Linked DNA regions of Homo sapiens: region 2 is linked to region 1. The links are chromatin contacts, found by Hi-C or POLR2A ChIA-PET in ENCODE. All regions are on one chromosome and are shown on one strand. The core of a region is the stretch at or near the end of the contact, and the rest is flanking DNA. Distances in the headings are between cores, read along the strand shown. Region 1 holds the start of P2RX1 (purinergic receptor P2X 1). Region 2 holds the start of SPNS2-AS1 (SPNS2 antisense RNA 1).

Region 1 (2,700 bases), core at 173-2,672:
GTGTCCTGGTGCCTCCCATTCCAATGGCCACAGGGGCAGCTGGGAAAGGAACTGTCTAGGGTCAAGGTCAGGCCAAGGGGAGACGTGGCCACCACAGTTCTGGCTCCCAGCATCTCTGGATTTTCTTTAGAAAAGCCCATGACACCCACTGGATTAGCAGAAACTCCGCGAGGGGTGAGGCTGATCTACTTGACAAGGAGAGACTGACCTGGGTGCTGGAAGGGGCCATGGGCAGCCCTCTGTGGGTGACCCCCATTCAGACAGGCTGCCGGGATTCCCAGCCCCAGGGCCTGGCTCCCTGCCCAGAGCACTTCCAGCTCATGGCTCGCCAGCAAGAAGACTCCTTATCAGCCTTAAGGGTGGGGCGGCTCCGACGACAGGGCCGTGGGGGCTCGCCAGGGAGGCCCCTGCTTCCAGCTTGAACCTCCAGTACCACCCCGGGTGAGCTTGGGCAACTCATTTCTCTTCTCTGAGCTTGGTTTTCTCATCTTCAAAACGAGGGGTGGGGCTGGGGAGGCCTCCAGCTCTGAGGAGCCAACGTGGGACCCTCTGCCCACCCCAAACCCCTGTGTTCAGGGCCCGAGCTGGGGGTGGGAAGGGAAGGCAGGGACTGCAGAGGTGCTGTGCCCCAGACTCAATGGTGGCCTCCAGTTCTCTGTCCCGTGTTGCTGAGACCCATCCCCTGTGAGCCTCGACCTAGAAGGAACAGCCCTTATTACCCCAATTTACAGATGAGGAAGCAGGCTCGGAGAGGCAAGGTGACACCCAGCCCCCACAGCCAAGAAGTGGCAGAGCCAGGGATCTCCGAGGTCAGGCTCTCTCGGCTGGTCTTGGGCCCCCCATGGCACTGGTGACGGATGTGGTGCTGGTCTTGGCTGGGCACCTGCCACCTCTCTCCCTCTGATGGTGGCCCCGGCAGGACAGACAGTGGGAGAGGAGAGCTGGGGGATAGAGATGCCAGCTCAGCACCGAGGTTGACCGGGCACAGGCCAGGCTGGAACTCAGAGCCTCCTTCCTCTCTGCCTTGCTCGCTGCAGACCCCCAGGGACGAAGCAGCCAACCCTGGTGGGGGAGGGTGGAGGGTGGTGGATGGGGCTGGGGATGGAGGTCTCATTTTGGCAGTGGAGGGGAGTCGCGGGGAGTCCCCTAATCTGAGGAGACTCCAGCTTCCCCCAGGCCCTGGCCAGAGCTCCATCTTGCCAGGTTTTGGGGGGAGGATAACTTGAGGAGTCGACTGAGAGCTTTATCTTTGCCCCTGTGACGGGTGGCCTGTGGTTTCCTGCCAACAACTCCTGTTTCCGGAGGCCCAACAAGGCCCACGCAGAGCCAGGAGGGGCAGTGGGGCTGGGCCTGGGTGGCCCCACCAGCCCCGCCCCATCTATCTTTGGGAATTTATTTGTCCATGGGCGAGGCTGGCCTGCAGTCTGTTGCCTTCCAGGGGCCAAGAGCTGCTCTGATCACCCAGGGATTCTCTCTCCAACCCAAGTGCCTCCAGCTGACCTCTGGCTCCTGTCCTCTGGCTCCACCTGCACCGCCCTGCTCTTCCTAAGGGGCCAGGAAGCCCCCAGAAGCTCTACCATCGACGTGGGTGGTGGCACCCGGCTCACCCTGAGAGCAGAGGCCGTGCAGGGGGCTCAGTTCTGAGCCCCAGCCGGCCCACCATGGCACGGCGGTTCCAGGAGGAGCTGGCCGCCTTCCTCTTCGAGTATGACACCCCCCGCATGGTGCTGGTGCGTAATAAGAAGGTGGGCGTTATCTTCCGACTGATCCAGCTGGTGGTCCTGGTCTACGTCATCGGGTGAGTCCGGGCGCCTCCCGCTGCCTGCACCAGCCCCTACCCCGGGCCTGTCCTCCAGACTCTGACATCCCTTGCGTGACACCAGCGAGCCCCTCTTCCTCTCCATCCAGGGGAAGGCCTTCCTGGCAAGCCACTGTGCGAGAATAGAAAATCCTGCCAACTCGCTGTTGAGATGGGGACGAGGCCGGAGGGGAAGCCCTGCCCGGGGGCCTTCGGTGAACAGGAGGCAGAGTCTCTGGGTTCTGAGGAGCCGGCTCAGTGTTATGGTTCCTTTGAGTGGTTAGTGGTGTTCAGGGCCAGGGCACCACCAACCACAGCCACTGAGTCCTCGACCTCTGACCGCCTGCCAAACCAGGCCGCCACTGACACACAGAGGCCATACCCCACACCCGTCACCCCATATGACAAGTTAGAGAGAGACAGACTCTGCTGCCAGCTTCCCTGCCTGAGCAAGGGACATCCAGGGACGTTTGAGGCCCCCGGAGCAGAGAAACTCTCACATTCTGAATACCTGGTGCCTTCATGTTGGCATGTCAGGCGGAGGACAGAGATTGGTTCTGGTCCCAGGGATGATAGTTCCTTTCTGGGCATCTCCGGACCTGTCCCACCGGGCTGGGAGTGCAGAATCAGAGGCAGCGTGGGACGCTCCTGCAGTATGGTTGTCTCGGGAGCCAAGACAGGCCTGGCAGAGGCTGGCACACTTGTGAGTGTGCATATGGAGCTCTGTGCCTATATGTGTCTGGGTGTGTGTCCCTGGTGCTGAGTGCCCACATGTGGGTACCCTTATGTGTACATATGGCTGTGCCCATGTCTGCCCTGTGGCCAAGTGTCTGGGTGGCCAGTGTGTGTCCCCTGTGTGTGGTGCATCTTGTCCACTCACAGTGACTCTGCAGAGGTCTCCT
Region 2 (2,882 bases), core at 383-2,882, 580 kb before region 1:
CCAGCAGAAGGCAATTCCAGAACCACGTGCGTCCCCCAAAGGCCCAATGATCAATCAACTCACAAACGGGCAAACAGACCTAAACACACGCTGAGACTGGCCCAAGGTCACACACCAAGCACATTAGGAGCAAAGCTGGGGCTAGAACCCAGTTGTTCTATCGATCCCAATCCCGTCCCCAAGGCTGATTCCCAGAGATGCTCCCTGAGGATGAGGCTCCACGTCTCTAGCTCCAGAGGCCTGCGCCCTACCCTACACCCCAAGCACCATAGAGCAGGGGGAGGCGTCTCCAGGCCTCTGTACAGGGCCAGCTGCAAACCGCAGCCTGGGTCCCCAGGCGCCGCGGACCCGCCCCGCCCCTCCCTCCGCTCCCCGCAGCCCGGAGCCTTTGTCAGCCACGCGCTCACACACAACCGCGCCGCCACGCGCACACACACCCGGTCTCCCTAGCGCACACCCGCAAGGGGCGCGCGCACTCGCCGCACGCACGCAGGGGGGTGGAGGCGGCGGAGAAAGGAAGGAACTGACGGGCCATGGACGGACAGACGACCTGGGCTGGGGGAAGGGAAGGGAAGGAGGCCCGGGAACCGGCAGCTGGGGTCGGAGGGGGCGCAGAGACAAGGAGACAGAGAGACGCAGAGGAGACTCTTGGAGAGGAGGACAACGGATGGGCCGTCAAGGGCTGGAGAGGACGCGCGGGCTGCTCCAGGGGTGGGGACTCCTCTATCCCTTGGCCCCGGGTGTGTATGAGCGGGGAGCTGGATTGTACCCGTGGTGCACGGAGGCATCCCTTGCCCAGTTGTGCCTGAGCAGAGGGTCCGTAGGGACCTCACGTAGGGCCTGGAGATAGCAGGCCTGAGACCAAAAGCTCTCTGGGGTACCTCCCTCGAGGCGGGTGGTGGGATGGGGTGGGGTCTTGGTCCTCGGGCTGGGTGGGGCACTCGCTCACCTGCCACGGTGTACCTGTCCAGGTAGTTGAGCACGTTGCCCAAGCTGAGGATGGCGGCGGCTGCCCCCCGCCCGCGGCCCAAGCTGGCCGGTTTGGGCTGCTGAGCGCCGGGGCCCTTTGCAGTAGCTGCGCAGCCGGGGGTGCCGGGGGTGCCGGGGGGTCCGGTCGGGGCCCGCCTTACGCTGCCCGACAGCGTCTGCACCTCATCGCCCGCGGCCGAGACTCCAGCGCCGCCCGCGCCCCGCGCCCCGCAGCAACCGCTACCGCCAGCCCCTCGCTGCGCCCCCCGGCGCCGGCGCCGCCGCTCCGCGTCCGCCTCCTCCTCCTCCGCGCCGCCCGCCGCCGCCGAGGCGCATTCCAGGCACATCATGCCGGCCCGGATCGGGGCGGCGGGGGGCGCGGGGGGCGCGGGGCCCAGGCTGGGCCCGCTCAGCGCGTGCGTGCGCCGCGGAGCCGCCACTGCACCATCCTGGTCGGGCCCCGTCGGCTCCTGCGCTCCGGCCCCGGCTGCGGCGCTGCCACCGCTCAGCTCGCTGCGCCTCGTTCGCCGCCGCGGCTCTGACAGCTGCGGCCCGGCCCCGCCCACCAGGCCCGCGCCCAATCAGCTCCGGGCTCGGGCCACAGCCCCGCCCCGCACGTGCTGCCCTGGGGGTGGGGGGCCCGGGGACTGGGGGCCCGGGCGGCAGAGCCCCTCCTGCCAATGGGGGCGCAGTCACGCCGGGGCCGACCGGCCGCGAACGCCCGCGGGGAGCGGGAGAGGGTTTGCTCTGGCTACGGAGCTGGGAGCAGGGTGCTGGTGACGGGGCTCCCAGCACCTACTCAGTACCCTTCACCCAACCCCTGCCTCGGGCGTGGACTCCCGGCGGAGGCTCTGGGAGCCGGGCTGAGGGCTTGAGCCTAGCGTATCTGGGAGAACTGGAGAGAGGAGTCTCAGATGGCTAAAGTCAGGGGCGCCAGTTGGAGAGCCGGTGGCTCCTCCGATACTCACACGCCCGGATTTAACCAGTTCAGGGAGGGCCCAGAACCTAGACCTCCACCAGTCATGGTGGGCTGTGTCTCCCACCTCCCCAGGGCAACCCAGATCCAGCCCCCAACCTACCCCGGGCCCATTCCTGTGTGGGCACCCGGACCCTACCCTTGCCCCACAGAGTGGCCCGCAGCCCCTGGCGGGGAGAGCAAGGGCTGTGATTGGGGCCCAACAGAAACAGGATATTCAGAAGGGGCTTTCCCTCCTGAGGGACCACATCTCCAAGCTTCAGACTTCCAGGTATGTGCTAGAGAGGGTACAAAGCCCCCAGTGGCAGACAGGAGGCTGGGTCCTAGCTCAGCTCTGCCCTGGTGTGTGGCATGATCCTGAACATGACACCCACTCTCTGGGCCTCCATTTCTGTATCTGGGGGCAGATGGCAGGATGGGATTCAGTCTGGAAATCCACGGGTGGTCACCTCCCCTTGGTGGGACGGGGCGGGGGTCTGCCTCCTATGGAGAGTGGTTGGGGTGCTTCTGTGTTCCTGACATCCCATCACGGTTTCACCCCTCCTTAGAGGTGCTGTGGCTCTGTGACGATCTCCCCCTTCCCTCCCCCATTCACCTGTTTGGGGAATTAAAATCGAAATTAAAATCCTGTATAAAGTGCAGAGGACAGAATGTTAGAACTGGACAAACCCTCGGAAACCAGTTAATCATTCCCTGTGTTTCACAGACAAGTCCCAGGGCACGGACGTGACCCATTACGAACAGGCAGTGAAGCTGTGGCAGGGCTGGAGCTGCCCCAGGCTCTGGCATCATCCCCGAGGGCTGGAGCTCACTCCCCGCTAGAGGCTTTTCCGGACCCCACGTCCACAGGCAGGTGCATCTGGTGAAGCTTTCGGCCACAGTGAGTCATGGCATAGCCAACGGGTGACACAGCACGAGGCACCCCCCCCGCCCCCCT

Evidence for each region. A loop is a pair of places that touch in the nucleus more often than their neighbours do. ChIA-PET counts read pairs that join two places held with the same protein, here RNA polymerase II (POLR2A). Pooled maps may share reads with other maps.
Region 2: a loop to region 1 is called in a map with no recorded cell type, with 3 times the contacts of the local background. The contact joins the promoter of SPNS2-AS1 here to the promoter of P2RX1 in region 1. A Hi-C loop is called at or near these places in 1 of 37 single-sample maps with no recorded cell type and 1 of 50 pooled maps. POLR2A ChIA-PET finds 5 or more read pairs at or near these places in 1 of 52 experiments (activated B cell).

What each region holds. Positions count from the first base shown.
Region 1 is chr17:3,915,187-3,917,886 of GRCh38, reverse strand. It overlaps P2RX1 (purinergic receptor P2X 1), which reads left to right and starts at 1,422. Exons shown (of 12, transcript NM_002558.4): 1 at 1,422-1,798. The coding sequence starts at 1,662. RefSeq lists an enhancer at 2,249-2,318.
Region 2 is chr17:4,497,485-4,500,366 of GRCh38, reverse strand. It overlaps SPNS2-AS1 (SPNS2 antisense RNA 1), which reads left to right and starts at 1,632. Exons shown (of 3, transcript XR_001752763.2): 1 at 1,632-2,216; 2 at 2,652-2,825. It overlaps SPNS2 (SPNS lysolipid transporter 2, sphingosine-1-phosphate), which reads right to left and starts at 1,486. Exons shown (of 13, transcript NM_001124758.3): 1 at 950-1,486. The coding sequence starts at 1,319. RefSeq lists enhancers at 52-686, 687-1,322 and silencers at 1,364-1,413, 1,474-1,623, 1,634-1,693.